Linked DNA regions of Homo sapiens: region 2 is linked to region 1. Evidence: read pairs that join two places in POLR2A ChIA-PET (ENCODE). Cell type or tissue: HCT116. All regions are shown on one strand.

Region 1 (8,000 bases):
CATCGTATTTATTTTGGTAGTAGAGAATACTTTGTGCAGAGCTACAGACTATTGACAGTTAATTACAAATTGGAACCTATTTAAAGCTTAGAGATGGCATGTACAAATGAAAGTTAGGTAAAGTTGTATGCATGTTCCCCTGTTAACTCACCCTGAATTTATGGACTTTAAGATAATTGTATAAAGTGTTATCAAGCAAGCTGCAATACTATAATTATTTAGATTGTTTTACATATTTACAAACTCAGCTGGCCCAATGCTTTAATAAGTTATTTGCAGTTGAGGGAAAGTGTGAGAAAGAGATTGCCTCTCTCAGGGTTGTGTTAGTATTTTAGTGTACTATAGGTAGTTTTGGAAATAAAACATACTTTAAATGGGAAAAATTGCAGCCTGTTATGAATGGCACCGAACAGTGCTGATTATTTTACCTTTGACAAAGTGGAAAATTTAAAGCTTGGTGTATCCTATTTTATTAATATAATAAAATTTTATAGTGTTGTTCTGGGCGTCGATATATGTTCTTTAGTGTTTATTAGCCCTAGGTTATAGTAAAACGTTTTGGTCCGATGCCTGACCATACTGCACAGAATGCAAATGTGAGAACTAAGACAAAAAACACGTAAATACATATTTGTTTTTCCCTCAAGTCTTTTTCCATATGACTTCTAGATATTTTGGTTGCTTATATGAGTATGATTGAACCCAGAGAACATCTTTTTTTATCATTTAACATAGGTTTATGGCTTCCCCAGACTTGTACTAATAATGAAGCTATGAGGGATATGACAAGAATGGTGATATTAAATTTCTCTAGACTAACAGTAAATTTTTCCGTTCTGATGTCAGGAATGTTGAGCATCTGGAATCTGCAAGCAGAGTGAATTGTTCGCTGCGGGAACACTTTCATCAAATTCTGAGCCATTTATTCTCTTAGGAACCACTACTGTCTTGTACAGAATATTATATTTTTACAGAAGCAGTTTTCTGGAATTGGAAAAATGTCTTTCCTTCTTGTGCTTCTGTATTTTTTAAATTTTTTCCCATTTTAGATATGTCATTGTTTTGAAATTTAGTGTCACATTTTAGCATTGAATTTATGTTTTTAGGTTTAAAAGCAATAAGTTATATTTGTTCAAATTCTGTGAGAAAGCAATAGGAAATAAGTTGTTCTAAACGAAATTCTCTTTATAGTTTGTATAGGTGGATCTATGCTCCGTACTTTGTCATCATTTTCCTTGTATTTTCAGAATATCTATGATATATAGTTAGATCAATAGATCTAGATACTTGTGCCTTGATTGTGGCATAGATGTATTTCTTGAAAAAGTGCTGTGGAGGTGGAGGGAAGGAAAGTGTGAAATTCTCTAGTTTCTCTAGTTTTGTTTCAAACATTTCTGAAATGAGGAATTGAGATTCTAATCGGCCCTAGGTCGTGCTGGGTATTTAAAATAAGTATCTGTTGGTGTAAGTTACATGTTTGTTTTATTTTTTAAAAAAAATTCTGGTGTTTTTAAATTTTGTTTTGGACAACAGAAACTTCTATTTTATTTAGTAATTTTTTACTTTGAATTAGGCTTTCCTGAATCTTGATTTTCTTTTTTTGGTTCCTTGTGTTTGGAGACTGTGATCGCATGGCAGTAGGTATCATTGCCTAGAATATGGCCTGGATGGTTTGATTAGAAAGCCTCCTATTAGGTCTTATAGTGTCTTCGTGGCCTGTGACTAACATATGTTTGAAAGTCAGTTATTTACTTTAAGGGAGATATTTCTGCCTCCGTTTAACATTAGTTAGCCAATCTTTTACCTGTCTGTCTCACCTGTTGTTGCTGAGACTAAACATGGAGCTGATAAAGCTGCATTTCTTTCTTCCACACACGATTTTGCTGCTCAAGTGTGCAGGATCACAGCTTGCCAAGTGCATAAATGGTTTTAGTGTCATATTGATCCTTTAATCTGAAGATTAATTCCTCTACGACTAAATCCCTTTGCTCTGTATTCTAGTTCTCCCCCAACCACCTCTCTACCACCGCTGCCCTACCCCCGACTCCTTTCCAGCGTCCGATTTTATTTATCACACTGCCTCAGTTGAACCATAGCCAATTCTCCACCGGCCTCTTTTGGCCTCCTCCCTACTGATCTGAAGTTAGCTATCACTGCTACTTTCAACTGTTATCTACTCATCACTTTGATCAGGCTCCTCAGTAACTTTCAGTTGCATTACACATCGTTATTTTCATTTAGGCGTAAAGTCTCCATGAGGAGCTATGAATCATCAACCCAATATGTGTTAGTAAATCAGAGCTCACATACTTTGCCTAATTCTCTTTAGGCGTTCTGAACCACAAGCATTTGGGTAAGTTGGAGGTTTTATTTTTTGCCTTGCTTTGATTGCTTTTGATGTAGTCCAGCTGGTGTATGCTTGCTTTATAGTTTTCCTGATGAAAAGACGGTTCTCTATTGTTTGACAAACATGACAACCCTGGTAATTTTCCCTTTTACAAAGCATGAGGACTTTATTCTCATCTTTTTAGGAAGAAAATATGTTTCCTGGCTTCTTTTTTCTTACTACTTCCTTTTCCCTTCCCCTGCCTCATCTTAGTAATTCAGAAGATAATTTCTATAATAAAGGTGGGTTTTGTGAAATGGTTCCTAGCAAATGGTAAAGCCTTTTTTTGTGACTTTTTTTGTTAAAAGTTCTTCCCTGATGCAGTTTTTCTTTTCTTTTCTTTTCTTTTCTTTTTTTTTTTTTTTGAGACAGAGTCTCACTCTGTCACCCTGGCTGGAGTGCAGTGGTGCGATCTCGGCTCACTGCAACCTCTGCCTCCCGGGTTCAAGCGATTCTCGTGCCTCAGCCTCCTGAGTAGCTGGGATTACAGACACACCAGTACACCCAGCTAATATTTGTGTTTTTAGTAGAGATAGGGTTTCACCATGTTGCCCAGGCTGGTCTGAAGATCCTGGGCTCAAGCAATCCACCTGCCTTGGCCTCCCAAAGTTCTGGGATTACAGGCATGAGCCACTGGGCCCAGACTAATTCAGTTTTTCTGACTTCTGAGTATGTTATATCCTTGTCTAAAGGATAGCCTTGTTGAGTTGCAAATTCTGTCAGCTTTTTCCTATATAATTAATATAGCCTTTGAAATGGAAGATAAAAGTGTATTAAAAACTTTAAAGCACTGAAACTATAAACAGGAACCTGCAAGCATGAGTTCTCTACATTTTTTTTCTGAATATCTTAATTACATCCAGAAATTTTAGAAAAATTGCTGGGAGAATTAATGTTAAAAGGCTCAAAATCAAGACTTTGAGTATTAAAAATACTTCTAGATGAATTATATTGCTGACTCTTTTTGCCACCATCTCTGAATGTAACCAGGATTTTCCAAGTTTTCGTTCTGCCAAAAAAAAAAATGAGGATAACAATGCTTAATACTAACAACATTGACCCTATATCTAATGAACTGTTTTGTGCTGTCACTTCAAGAGTTAGGGACCCAGAGATCCAGACAGATCGAATAATTTGAATGCACATTTGTTGTCAGCAGGTCTGTTCTGAGTAATAATTGTTTCAATAAGCCCACATCTGTATGCCATAGCTGGTCATCTCCAGTGTGTGTGTTTATTATGTCTAACACTGGTAGTCTGGAGGAAAGTGCAAATTATTTCTAATTACCTCAATAAAGGGATTAATATTATTTTTCTGTATCACTTGAAACATTGTCTAAAATGACTCTGCAACTATTTCAGTGTGGTTAGTGTTAATGACAAATGATTGGTTCCCTGGAGTCTCAGTTTGGATTTTGATATAGAATGTGCACTGGTGTACAGTTTACATCAGCCAATATTGTCAGTATATTGTTAATAGATACATACTATTGATATCACCAAAATTATAGTTGTCTCTTGCAAATATATGTTGCATTATCTTTATATTGAAAGTTGTTTTTAAATTTTAATTTTTTGAGACAAGGTGTCACTGTGTCGCCCAGCCTGGAGTGCAGTGGCACCACCTTGACTCACTGCAGCCTCAAATCCTGGGCTCAGGCAATCCTCCTTTTTTTTTTTAGAAACGGGGTCTTGCTATGTTGCTCAGGCTGGTCCCATACTCCTGGATTTAAGCAATCCTCCTGCCTCAGCCTCCCAGTGTTGGGTGTTGGGTTTACTGGGTGTGAGTCACTGTGCCTGGCCAAAGGTCAATTGGGGGAGGGTGCGGCAGGTGTGATCACATTTTTAAGTTCTCATCTCTCAGTTCACTCTACCCAATACATGGGGTCTGTTGTTGCCTGTCTTTATTGCCTATTGTGAAAGCTTTCTTTTCCCCTTAATGCATCCAGCAGGATAAACTTACATTTTGTCATCTGCCTCCTTAATGCTTGGACATACTTAATAAGTTTTAGCATTTAATTTGGAATTATTTTTATTTAAAAGATGCTTACATAAGTTGTTCAGCAAAGCAAGGCATCATTGTAAGCTTTACAAATAACTCATTTAACCCTTATAACAATTCTGTAAGGTTAGCATGACTATACCTGTTTTACACAATAAACAATGGATACACAGAGATGTTTACCAATATGCCCAGTTGCAGAGCTGGGATTTGTAATTATGTCGCATGGCTCTAGAGTCTAAGCATGAGCCTAGAGTCTAAGCATGCTACCCCAGGGCCTTTGTAAGTGCGGTTCTCTTTCTGTTCCTCACTTCAGCACCTCCAAGTTAATGTCTGTGCTTCCTTCAGATCCCAGCATAATTGTCGCTTCCTCGAGAACGCTGTCCCTGAGTTGTTCACATCTCTCTCTCTTATACTTTTCCTGGTGCAACAACCTCCTCTTGTATAGGGCTTTTCAGAGTTGTCACTTTGCATTTATTTTCATGATTATCGATATCTGGCTGCTACCCTACACTGGGGAAAAAACTTGTGTTTGCTTTTATTTTTTTTTTCCTCCCTTCTTTGTAACCGCCCAATGGGTTCCCTTGCCCACTGCCTAGACAGAACTGATTTATCAAGACAGGGGAATTGCAATGGAGAAAGAGTAATTCACACAGAGCTGGCTGTTCAGGAGACCGGAGTTTTATTATTATTCAAATCAATCTCCTGAGCACTGGGGAGCAGAGTTTTTAAAGATAATTTAAAGAAATTTGGGTAGGGGCTTGGGAAGTGAGAAGTGCTGATTGTTCAGGCTGGAGATGGAATAATAGGGGGTTGAAGTGAGGTTTTCTTGCTGTTTTCTGTTCCTGGGTGAGATGGCAGAACTGGTTGAGCCAGATTACCTGTCTGGGTGGTGTCAGCTGATCCATCGAGTGCAGGGTCTACAAAATATCTCAAGCACTGATCTTAGATTTTTCAATAGTGATGTTACCCCCAGGAGCCACGTGGAGAGGTTCAGACTCTTGGAACCAGAGGCTGCATGACCCCTACACTGTACTTTCTAATCTTGTAGCTAATTTGTTAGTACTGCAAGGTGGACTGGTCCCCAGGCAAGAAGGGGGTCTTTCTGGGAAAGGGCTATTATCAGTTTTGCTTCAGAGTCAAACCATGAACTGAATCCCTTCCCAAAGTTAGTTCAGCCTATGCCCAAGAACAAACAAGGACAGCTTAAAGGTTAGAAACAAGATGGAGTCGGTTAGGTCTGATTTCTTTCACTGTCATACTTTCCTCAGTTATACTTTTGCAAAGGCGGTTTCATCGTCACGGCATCTCCAGCCCTTCATAGTGCCTGGCACATAGATAGTAAGCACTCGGTGTTTGTGGGGTAGGGATGAGAAAGGCTCAAGAGGAGTTTTGAAGTGTGGAGGGGACTTGGGAGCTTGCCAGCTTCCGAAACACGCCTCTTGAAATGTTGGCAAGTGTGTTAAGTTAAACCTGTTAATGAAACTTTGATGTAAGCATGTTACCATGCTTCTTTCATCTTTCAGGTAGTTTCAGGGATCCTGAAGAATGGGAACATGACAGCAGTAGCAGTCATCAGGAAATTAATTATCTGGTGAATTGGTGTAAAGTTTCCTGGATACAGTTGTAATTTCAGGGTACAGCAAATAACAATTCACTGTGGCTGGAAAAGAATTTGAGGAGAAGTTGTAAACTATACTGCTGAAAACAAGGTTTACAGCAGATTATTACATAAAAATGCAATTTGGAAATTTATAAAACTGCTGTTTATCTTGTAAAAGCTCAAGCAGTGTAGAAATATATATGGCAAAAATGAAAGTAATTGTCTCCTGTTCCTTTTGGTTTTTCTTCCAGATTAAACATTGATAACAGTTAGATATGGATCCTACTATAGAAGGCTCTCGGCCACCTAGAGCTGTAATGAATGAGTGAATAAAGGTGAATTTCAGATCAAAGAGAATGCAAGCTTTCAATTTTCATATTGCCAACAATGTATACCAATTTATGACTTCCCTGGATCCTTCATTCCCTCTGGGAAACCCAGAGGCTCTGACCAACCTTCTCTCTCTCTCTCTCTCTCTTTTTTTTTTTTTTTTTTTGAGACAGAGTCTCACTCTGTTGCCCAGGTTGGAGTGCAATGGCATGATCTGGGCTCACTGCAGCCTCCACCTCCCAGGTTCAAGCAATTCTCCTGCCTCAGCCTCCTGAGTAGCTGGGGTTACAGGCATGTGCCACCACACCTGGCTAATTTTTTTTGTATTTTTACAACAGGGTTTCACCATGTTGGCCAGGCTGGTCTTGAACTCCTGACCTCTTGATCTGCCCGCCTTGGCCTCACAAAGTGCTGGGATTGCAGGCATGAGCCACCACAGCCAGCCCAACCTTCTCTTTTAAATGCAAACATTTTCTTCCATGTCCTCACTCTCAGCATGAAACCCTGTTTCCTAGTTTACTGAAAATAGCGAAACAATCTTCAGGGAATTATCACATGTTCCCTCAACCACATTTGCCCCACGTGGGGCATCTGCTGCCTGCCTTCCTCTGTGGGACCATAGAGGAGCTGCCCTCTTGGATTTAATCCACCTGCGCGCTTGACCCTGTTCCTTCACAACTACTGAATGACAGCTCCAGCTAAAACTTCTTTACCCCACTTCCCGTACAAGGATCAATTCTCTGTTGAACCAAGTCTTCAGAAGGCTATGGTGGGAGGATTGCTTGAGTTTAGGCGTTTGAGACCAGCCTGGGGCAACATCGAGACCCTGTCACTACAAAAAAAATTAAAAATTAGTCACATCTAGGGGAGCATGCCTATATTCTCAGCTACTCGGGAGGCTGAGGCAGGAGGATTACCTGAGCCTAGGAGGTCAAGGCTGCACTGAGCTCTGATCATGGCACTGCACTACAGCCTGAGTGGCAGAGCAAGACCCTATCTCTAGGAAAAAATCAAACCCAGCTCCTTCTAAGAGTTGTCTGTATTTGCTCTCTCCTCTGTCTTCCCATTTTTTAGTGCTCCTCATTCAGTCTTCTACATTGTCACTCTGCCAAAGGTAGTCAGTACCCTGCGCATTGCTAAATCCAACGCTTAGTTCTCAGTCCTCATTGTACTTGCTTATCAGTGGCGTTTACACAGTGGATGGTTCATTCTTCCTTGACACTCTCTTTCTAGGACGTGAGATTACAGCACTCGGAGTGGTTGCTGGTCCCTCCTCTCTTCTGCATCGCCTAACTTTGGAGACTTCAGGGCGCAGTCCCCTGCCTCCTCTTCTCTTCTGTGTCTACACTCATGCTCCTGGGGATCTCATTTTACCTCATGGCTTTAAGTACAAATCATGTGCCAGTGATTCCCAGGGATTAAGTTTTCAGTCCAGAGCAGTCTGGTGACCTGCTGACCCCATATTCAACTGCCCACTGCATCTCCACTGGTATCCAATCGACATTCCAAATTCAGTATGTCTAAGGCTGAACTTCCCCATTATAGGTGATGGCAACTTCAAAAACTGTTGGAGTTATGTTTGATTTTTTTTCCCCCATGTCCCTCATTCAGTCAGACAGAAATTCATATTAAGTTCTTCCTTGAAAATCCACCTGAACTTGTGTAGTTCTCACAACTTCC
Region 2 (8,000 bases), 480 kb after region 1:
AATCCCCTGTGACATTTAAATCATTTAAATGTTCCCCCATTTTTATCTGTTAGAAGGGTAGTGTATTACTTTTTTAAAAAATTAGAAGGCCATTGCATTTTCATTATAAGAAGAGTTTCATAAGAATTGGATTTTACACTGTACTATGTGTGGTTGCTGTGTGAAGATTTAAGGTTAGTTAAGATTTAAGGTTAGTCTGAATTATATCCCATTGAGTAAAGAAAGTTACAAAAATGTTTTGGAGTTGGATTCTAGTAAATATGAATGATCTAGGGGAAGTTGCAGGCTGTACTCTGTGTGTGAAAGGAGCAAAGAAGGACAAAAACACTCTTGCTGGAGACAGTACTGGTCAACAGAGGGAGGTTAGTACCTAGTATAAAGGAAATTAACATTGCTGTAGGGGAACTTGGGATGTATTCACCCATCTTAATTTTTAGAGCTAGCAAGGATATTAGGAACCATCAAATCCATTTTAGAGATGAAGGATTCAAAGTTCAGAAAAGTTGAATAATTTATCCAAATTCACACAGCATGTTTTTGGCAAATTCAGAACAGGAAGCCAGGCCCTCTTCCACTGTATGGTGATTATGGGATAACAGGACATTTATGAGGATTTGAAGAAGTGAAGTGACTAAATCAAAATGGTGCATCAATTCTTGAATTTGATGATACTTGCTAAGATCCATTTAAGAGAACAGAATGGAAGACAGGGAAGTTAGAAAGAGAAATGTTTTCAAATTCCCAGCTAGTAGTATGGCTGGATAAAGTAGTCGGATGAAGATTTTGGCAGTGAGTTGAAGAATCCAAGGGAGTTTGAGAAATTTCATGAAGAAAGGGATCAGGCTCCTTGTGCTTCCACAGCTAATGTTCACCAGTGTATCCCAGTTAATTATGTGTAGTTCTTTTCCGCTAGTCCTTCTGGGAGTGCAGAAGACAAAGCTTATTCATTCCTAGGACTTAACACCATGGCTAAAGTACAATAGTCACTCAATAATTTTGTTGTCTGTCTGTAGAGAATGGGAAGGACTGAGAATTTGAAGTCAGACTGAATCTTAGTAATAGTAACATAGCTTAGCAGGAAGAAGCATTGGTGAAGACTGACTTCTGAAATGCCACAGTGAGATAATATGTCATTGCATATAAATTTGAAAGGATAACTATCATTGCTTCAGGTACAAAGAAGACAATATTAACTATATTGAATATTAAATACATATGGGAAACCCACCGTGTGTTTACCCATGAGGACAGGGAGAAAAAGTATAATTTGAGATTTTTTTTTAAGTAGAATAATAAGGACTTGAGTAATGCACAAAAAATGTGTATTTATAGTATAAATCTAGAAAAAAAAAAGTAGAAATTTCCAGTGCAAACATTGCCACACAAACCATTATAGTAATCTGGCCTTTCTTCAAAGCCTAGCTTAAATTCCTCAGTTTGGTCATGTTCTGGACCAAACTGGCAGAAAGATTTAATTCTCTTCCCATGTTTCATTCTTTTAAAGGCAAGTATTGCCCTTTTGAGTTTCTAAAAATCTATGCACTGATGATAACCTGGTATTTTAGAAGAAATTTCAAGTATCAAATCCAGTAACATCTTTAAAAAAAAAAGAATGGAAGTAGCTTTTCTTTGTCTTGACATATTTCTTTCTTTGCCTTCACCTATTTGTCTAAGAAACATTTGACTTTTGGCTTAAAGTGAGGAGTTCTTTGGTTTATTTTCCCCCTCTTCACCCATGGTTCTACCTCTGTTTTGCTAACGCCTCTTTTGGAAGCGAACAGATCCCACTTTTTTCATCTCTAATGGTTTCCAAAGCTTGGCCCTTGACCCTGCTTTCACTCTCTCTACTCTTGCAACTTTGACTATTACCTCTGTGCCTTTTCCTCTTGAATTTGCTCATCCCCTCCCTTCAATCTCAGATACCACTTTTATTTTCTTACCAGACATGTCACCAGTATTAGCACCTCAAACTAGACATTGCCCAAGCCAAACACATCATTTTATCCTCAGAAAGTTTCATCTCCTTCCCCAAATGCACTACCCTTCTCTTGGTTCCACAGGTTTGATGACTCAAGGTCATCTTTAACTCTTCCCTCTTCTTCAACCCCTACAATTTCTGTGGAATTTCACTTCTATTTGTTCCTGTGTCCTCTTTATTGGGAATGCACTTCCCTTCCCTCTTGACCTGACCTATTCTGGACTTTCTTCAAAGGCTCACTTAACTTCCTCAAAAAGGCTGGAGTCATATATGAAAGTAACCCCTCTTTCCTTTGGACTCGTATCATTTTAATGTCTTGTATGCCATTCATCACATTCTTTCTTATACTAGTTATTTGTATACCCTCCTACTTCTCTTACTGGACTTTTCTCTTATTAAATTTTTTGATGTCAAGGCCTTTTCATTTTTCCTTATTCCACAAATACACTAAATGCTCAGTGTCTGTAGTAAGCAACATGTTTGTCAAATGAATGAATGGATGCGAATGTCCGGTATTCTTATGTCCTGAGAATATTTAATGATCAGAGGTGCTGAGAGAGGCTTAGCTCCTTTATGAGAAAATAATCGCACCATGGATAATGTTTTTAAGTTTTGTTAATTGAAAAATAATACTGTTTTAGGTGTCAAATTGGTTTGCTAATGCAAGACGTCGGCTTAAGAATACCGTTCGACAGCCAGATTTAAGCTGGGCTTTGAGAATAAAGTTATACAACAAGTATGTTCAAGGCAATGCTGAACGGCTTAGCGTAAGCAGTGATGACTCATGTTCTGAAGGTTTGTTAATATTTTTATTTTGCTTTCTTTGTTTTGCCTCTATTAGCAAGTTCACCATAATTGCTATTTTTAAGGTTGCTCTCACAAAATATGATGGTGCCTTAACGGTTCTTTTTTATTGCATGAAGTAACTTCATTTTTATAATACTATAAATGACCAAAGGAATGATGGCCATTTCCTCTTGTTTATAGATATACCATGTGTCAGAATAACATATTCAGTGAAATTCATTAAAATTAAAATACCATAAGCGAGAGATGACATAAATATTTGCTTTCATTGCCTAAAAATTGATCTTGACTATCAAAGATAATTTTATATACTTTAAATATATTTCCTTTATATATTTTTAAGGATTAAATATAAGAGTTGGGTGGCTGGGGGAAAGTATGCATACCACCCTACTTAGTGATACTGTTCCACTTTAGATGGAGAAAATCCTCCAAGAACCCACATGAACGAAGGGGGCTATAATACCCCAGTTCACCATCCTGTGATTAAAAGTGAGAATTCGGTCATCAAAGCGGGAGTGAGGCCAGAGTCACGGGCCAGTGAGGACTACGTGGCACCCCCCAAATACAAGAGCAGCTTGTTGAACCGTTACCTTAATGACTCTTTGAGACATGTCATGGCCACGAACACTACCATGATGGGAAAAACAAGGCAAAGAAACCACTCGGGATCTTTTAGCTCCAATGAATTTGAGGAAGAATTAGTGTCTCCATCGTCATCAGAAACTGAAGGCAACTTTGTCTATCGCACAGGTAAGTCCGTGCTTTCTGTAGTAATTCCTGCGATACCTGTTTAAAGCACAATTAAAACTGCATCAGAGGGATTTATTTTAACAGGTATAAAGACATCAGATTATTCACATATTGCCCATAATTCAGTTTTAAAGCTTTCGTTTTGTTTAGAATTGCCAATGGATACATTTGTTAGTAGATTATGGTCTTACTGAGAAATTTTCAGTTTTCATATTAAAGACAGGAAGTTTTATTCTTTTTATATTTTTTAATTTTAATTTTTTAATATTTTCATTTTGTTTTTATACAAAAATTAACTCAAGATGGAAGAATTTTCATTCTTTATAATAATTTTAATCTTCAGAATAACAATGTTTAGGGGGGTGTATACTGGCTTTTATGAATAATTTATAATAGAGGATAGTGCCGGATTGTGGCCAGTCCTGCAAATACTTTGTATTTTATCTTTTCTGTTAAATGCTTTGATTGCTAAATAGTGATGGTAAATGAAAACAAATTAATAGGGTGTCAAGCTTTTGTGAAAGAAAGGTATAGGTCTGGCTTCCATTGCTCTGGAAATTTTACTCTCATTCCTGAAAAGCATAAGCAGGGATGAAAAATAGCTTTTAAAATTTTACTTTCCTTCCAGAAATAAAGGATCGATTCCTACCTGTCCAAAACTTTCAGATGGAGTAGTAGGTTTGGTAAAAATTTCTATCTTGACTTCAGTTCCCAGAGAGGTTTGCTCTTAAGAAGTGTATGAGGTGACTTTGGAACAAGGAATATGCATGACCAACATCTGGTGTAGACAGAGTCTGGGTCCTGAAAATGTCAGCAAATGAGATTTAGAATATTAGAGCTGGAAATAACCTCAGAAAACATCTAGACCAGGCACATTACATCACAGATAAGAAAACCCAGACCAAGAACACATAGTAGGTACTCTCCTCCAGATCTCTGAATCTGCACAAGAGATAGGAAGAACATCACTACTATAATCACTATTATTATCCCTACTACTACCAATCATGTATAGAGTAGTTATGGTATACTAGGCCCTATGATATAAACTATACACATTTTACTACATCTTTTCTTCATAATATCAAGAAGCTTGGTCCATGAACAGTAGGGCTTTATTAAGAAATCTAAAGTTGCTCTGTTAATGTACCCTTTAGATCATTTCACCAGCAATCTGATTTTCAAACGTTTACAAATATATATGAGACAAATGATCTACAAAGATTCAGAGAAAATATCAATACATTTCTAAAGACTTAAATCAACCTCATTTTCTCTTTGCATCACCAACTCCAACAATAAAAACAAACTCCAAACACTCAAAATTACAGAAATTGTCTTGTAAATAATAATTGGGTCTAGGAAGAAGAAAAAATAAAAGAAAATTTGGCCAATAATGAAAATGAAGCTGGGCAAGGTGGCTCACAACTGTAATCCCAACACTTTGGGAGGCAGAGGCAAGAGGATTCCTTGAACCCAGGAGTTTGAGACAAGCCTGGGCAATATGGTGAGACCCCCATTGCTACAAATTTTTTTTTTAATTACCCATGCATGGTGGTGCATACCTGCAGTCCCATCTACTTGGGAGGCTGAGGTGGGAGGACCGCTTGAGCCCAGGAGATCAAGGCTGCAGTGAGCCGTGATCATGCCACTGCACACCAGCCTGAGGAACAGAGGGAGACCCTGTTGCAAAAGAAAATGAAGACACTACATATTAACATCTGACTGTTGTGACCAGAGAAGAGCTTGAAAGTAATTCAGAGTTTTATGAATGTTTATTTTTAGAGACAGGGAAAGAAATCACATTGTTCAAACAGATAATTGAAAAATAAAATAAAATAAAAAAAGGTCAAATGGGAAGCTGAAAAATAAATAAGAGTTGACTCTTTTAAAACAATAATAAATTAAACAAGCAAAAATCGACGCAAATTAAAATTGGAAATTACAAAGGAAAGAAACAACAATCAATAAACAGTTATTAAACAAAAAAGGTTTTAAAAAATTATGATGAAGTACTATGCACAGTTGTTTGGCAATATACTATATGTAAATGTGTATTTAAATAAATTGGCATTCTCCACACAAATTAAAAGTTCATAAACAAGAAAAGTTTTAAATGGCCAATAACTAGGGAAAAATTAAGATTTTTAGTCAATCCAATTCCCAAAACACATGACTTAATACATCCATTTCTTTTCAAACTTTGAAGAAGTAATTAATGCTCGTGTTTTATACATTTTTCTGGAACATATAAAAAGTATCAATTTTAAAAAAAATGTAAACGTTATCCTACTCTCAAATCAGATTAAGACTGCATAAAAGTCAAGATCTTTCTTTATAATACTGATACTATGAAAATACTTGAGAAATATTTATAATGTAATATTGAAAAACAATTCAAAATTGTGGAAACACTATAATACAGTTATGACAGTACAAATGTGCATAGGCAAATAAAAAAAAATGACAAATACATTAATTTTAATGAGACAGAGTAATTGGTAATCTTTTATTTTAAAATATTTTTCTTATAAAATTTTTAACATTGCCTGGTAAAAACATAGATTAGATGCCTACGCAATTTTCCCAGTGTGGTGAGTCTTCTGAAAATGCATGTTCTTTTCAAAAGTGACAAAATATAAAGCCAGAGTGAATAGCATGCCTGTAGAGTTGATTCTTTTCAAAGTTAAATATCTCGGTGGCTTGTTTTTATTAAAGCATTCCAAAGGCACTTGGTCCATAGTATGGACTATTCATTTGCCAAATTCTATTTTTAAATAAAAGCCTATTTTTTTTTTTTAGTTATGCAAGCAATGAGAAAGCAACCTAGACATGTAAACTTCTGGTTTTACATGCGTGTGCACCAACTTAAAAAGGGCAGACTAAATGATTTGTTTTTATGGTTGGAGAATTAAGAAAGGCTGGTGGCCTAAGACTGATCTGCTAGGTTTCAGGTCAAAACAATCAATGGCTGTCTTTGGTGGGAATTGAGTGACAGTGTTGCTGCAATCGTAGCTGGGTTACCAGGCATGTATAAATAGTAAAACAGGGGATTTCAAGAAATACTTTCTGAGCAACTGCTATGGTTTTCTCTGGCATATAACCTTCTTCTGAATTCTTTCAATTCCATCTGGTTATATCTTTCTTTCCTCACCTAAATAGAAATTTTCTAAGTCTGTATTAACACCCCCTCCCCCAGTGCTACAGTAGTACAAAGATTTTGAACTTTCAAATTTTTTAAAAGAACACTTTACAATTTATTTGTTTTTGTTACAATTTATTGCTGAGGAACTTTTCTTTTTTCCTTTTTTTTTTTTTTTTTGAGATGGAGTCTTGCTCTGTCGCTCAGGCTGGAGTGCAGTGGCACGATCTCGGTTCACTGCAACCTCCACCTCCCAAGTTCAAGCAATTCTCCTGCCTCAGCCTCCTGAGTAGTTGGGATTACAGGTGCGTGCCACCACATTGGGCTAATTTTTTGTATTTTTAGTAGAGACGGGGTTTCACCGTGTTAGCCAGGATGGTCTCGATCTCCTGACCTAGTGATCTGCCAGGCTCAGCCTCCCAAAGTGCTGGGATTACAGGCGTGAGCCACCGCGCCCGGCTGCCAAGGAACTTTATCCAATTATTCATCCATTTTTGTTAGAGTAGCTGTCTTGTGATGAGTTTTATTAAATATATGGAATCAAATAGCCAATTGAGGCCGGGCATGGTGACTCACACCTGTAATCCCTGCACTTTGGGAGGCCGAGGCAGGCAGATCACCTGAAATTAGGAGTTCGAGACCAGCCTGGCCAATATGGTGAAACACCGTCTCCACTAATAATACAAAAATTAGCTGAGCGTGGTGGGAGGCGCCTCTAATCCCAGCTACTCGGGAGGCTGAGGTACGAGAATCGCTTGAACCCAGGAGGCAGAGGTTGCAGTGAGCCGAGATTGTACCACTGCACTCCAGCCTGGGTGACAGAGTGAAATTGTGTCTCAAAAAAAAAAAAAAAAGCCAGTTGAAAGTTGGTGTGAGAAAGGATAATGTATCACTGAATTTTACTTCACTTATTTTTATTAAATTCTAGGGGGCAGAATCTTGTAGATTATAAAGTAGTAATCCTAATTGAAGATATTACTAGAAACATCAAAGCAAATGCAAACATATTTTTATTGATTTTACATAGACATTATTTCTCTGTAATCCACAGTCTTTGGCTTCATGCCAGGGTCATAGCAGGCTCTCACTACAAATGGGTTGAAACATTTTTGACAGCAGTAATTTTACCATTGCAATTGATCAGAGTTATTAAGGTCATTGCATCTAAATGTAATTAATACTCAAAGGAAATTTAGTCACTCAGTGTCATCTGTTGAATTAAGTCATCTAAATTAAAATTATAATTTGTTTTTATCATGTGAGCTTAGCGAATGGTAATTTTCAGATGTTTGACTGAGTGAATTTCCTTACAAACTGATG

Evidence for each region. ChIA-PET counts read pairs that join two places held together with the same protein. Peaks named below come from ENCODE experiments on the same cell type or tissue, not always from the same donor. Only the 100,000 strongest peaks of a DNase experiment are listed, where the experiment ranks them.
Region 2: POLR2A ChIA-PET joins it to region 1 with 5 read pairs; 3 of 35 experiments call an interaction of 5 or more read pairs at or near these places.

Annotation. Positions count from the first base shown.
Region 1 is chr10:28,212,278-28,220,277 of GRCh38, reverse strand. The region is part of intron 2 of MPP7 (MAGUK p55 scaffold protein 7); the gene reads left to right. Among named protein-coding and RNA genes, the nearest start is that of MIR8086, 73 kb to the left of the region's middle. In HCT116, no CTCF peak of the experiment used is centred here; DNase peaks (open chromatin) are centred at 857, 2,247, 4,157 and 5,873; H3K4me3 peaks cover 3,512 bases; H3K27ac peaks cover 8,000 bases.
Region 2 is chr10:27,729,994-27,737,993 of GRCh38, reverse strand. It overlaps MKX (mohawk homeobox), which reads left to right. Exons shown (of 7, transcript NM_173576.3): 4 at 2,620-2,773; 5 at 3,203-3,538. Among named protein-coding and RNA genes, the nearest start is that of MKX-AS1, 11 kb to the left of the region's middle. RefSeq lists an enhancer at 2,692-3,891. In HCT116, no CTCF peak of the experiment used is centred here; no DNase peak of the experiment used is centred here; H3K27ac peaks cover 435 bases.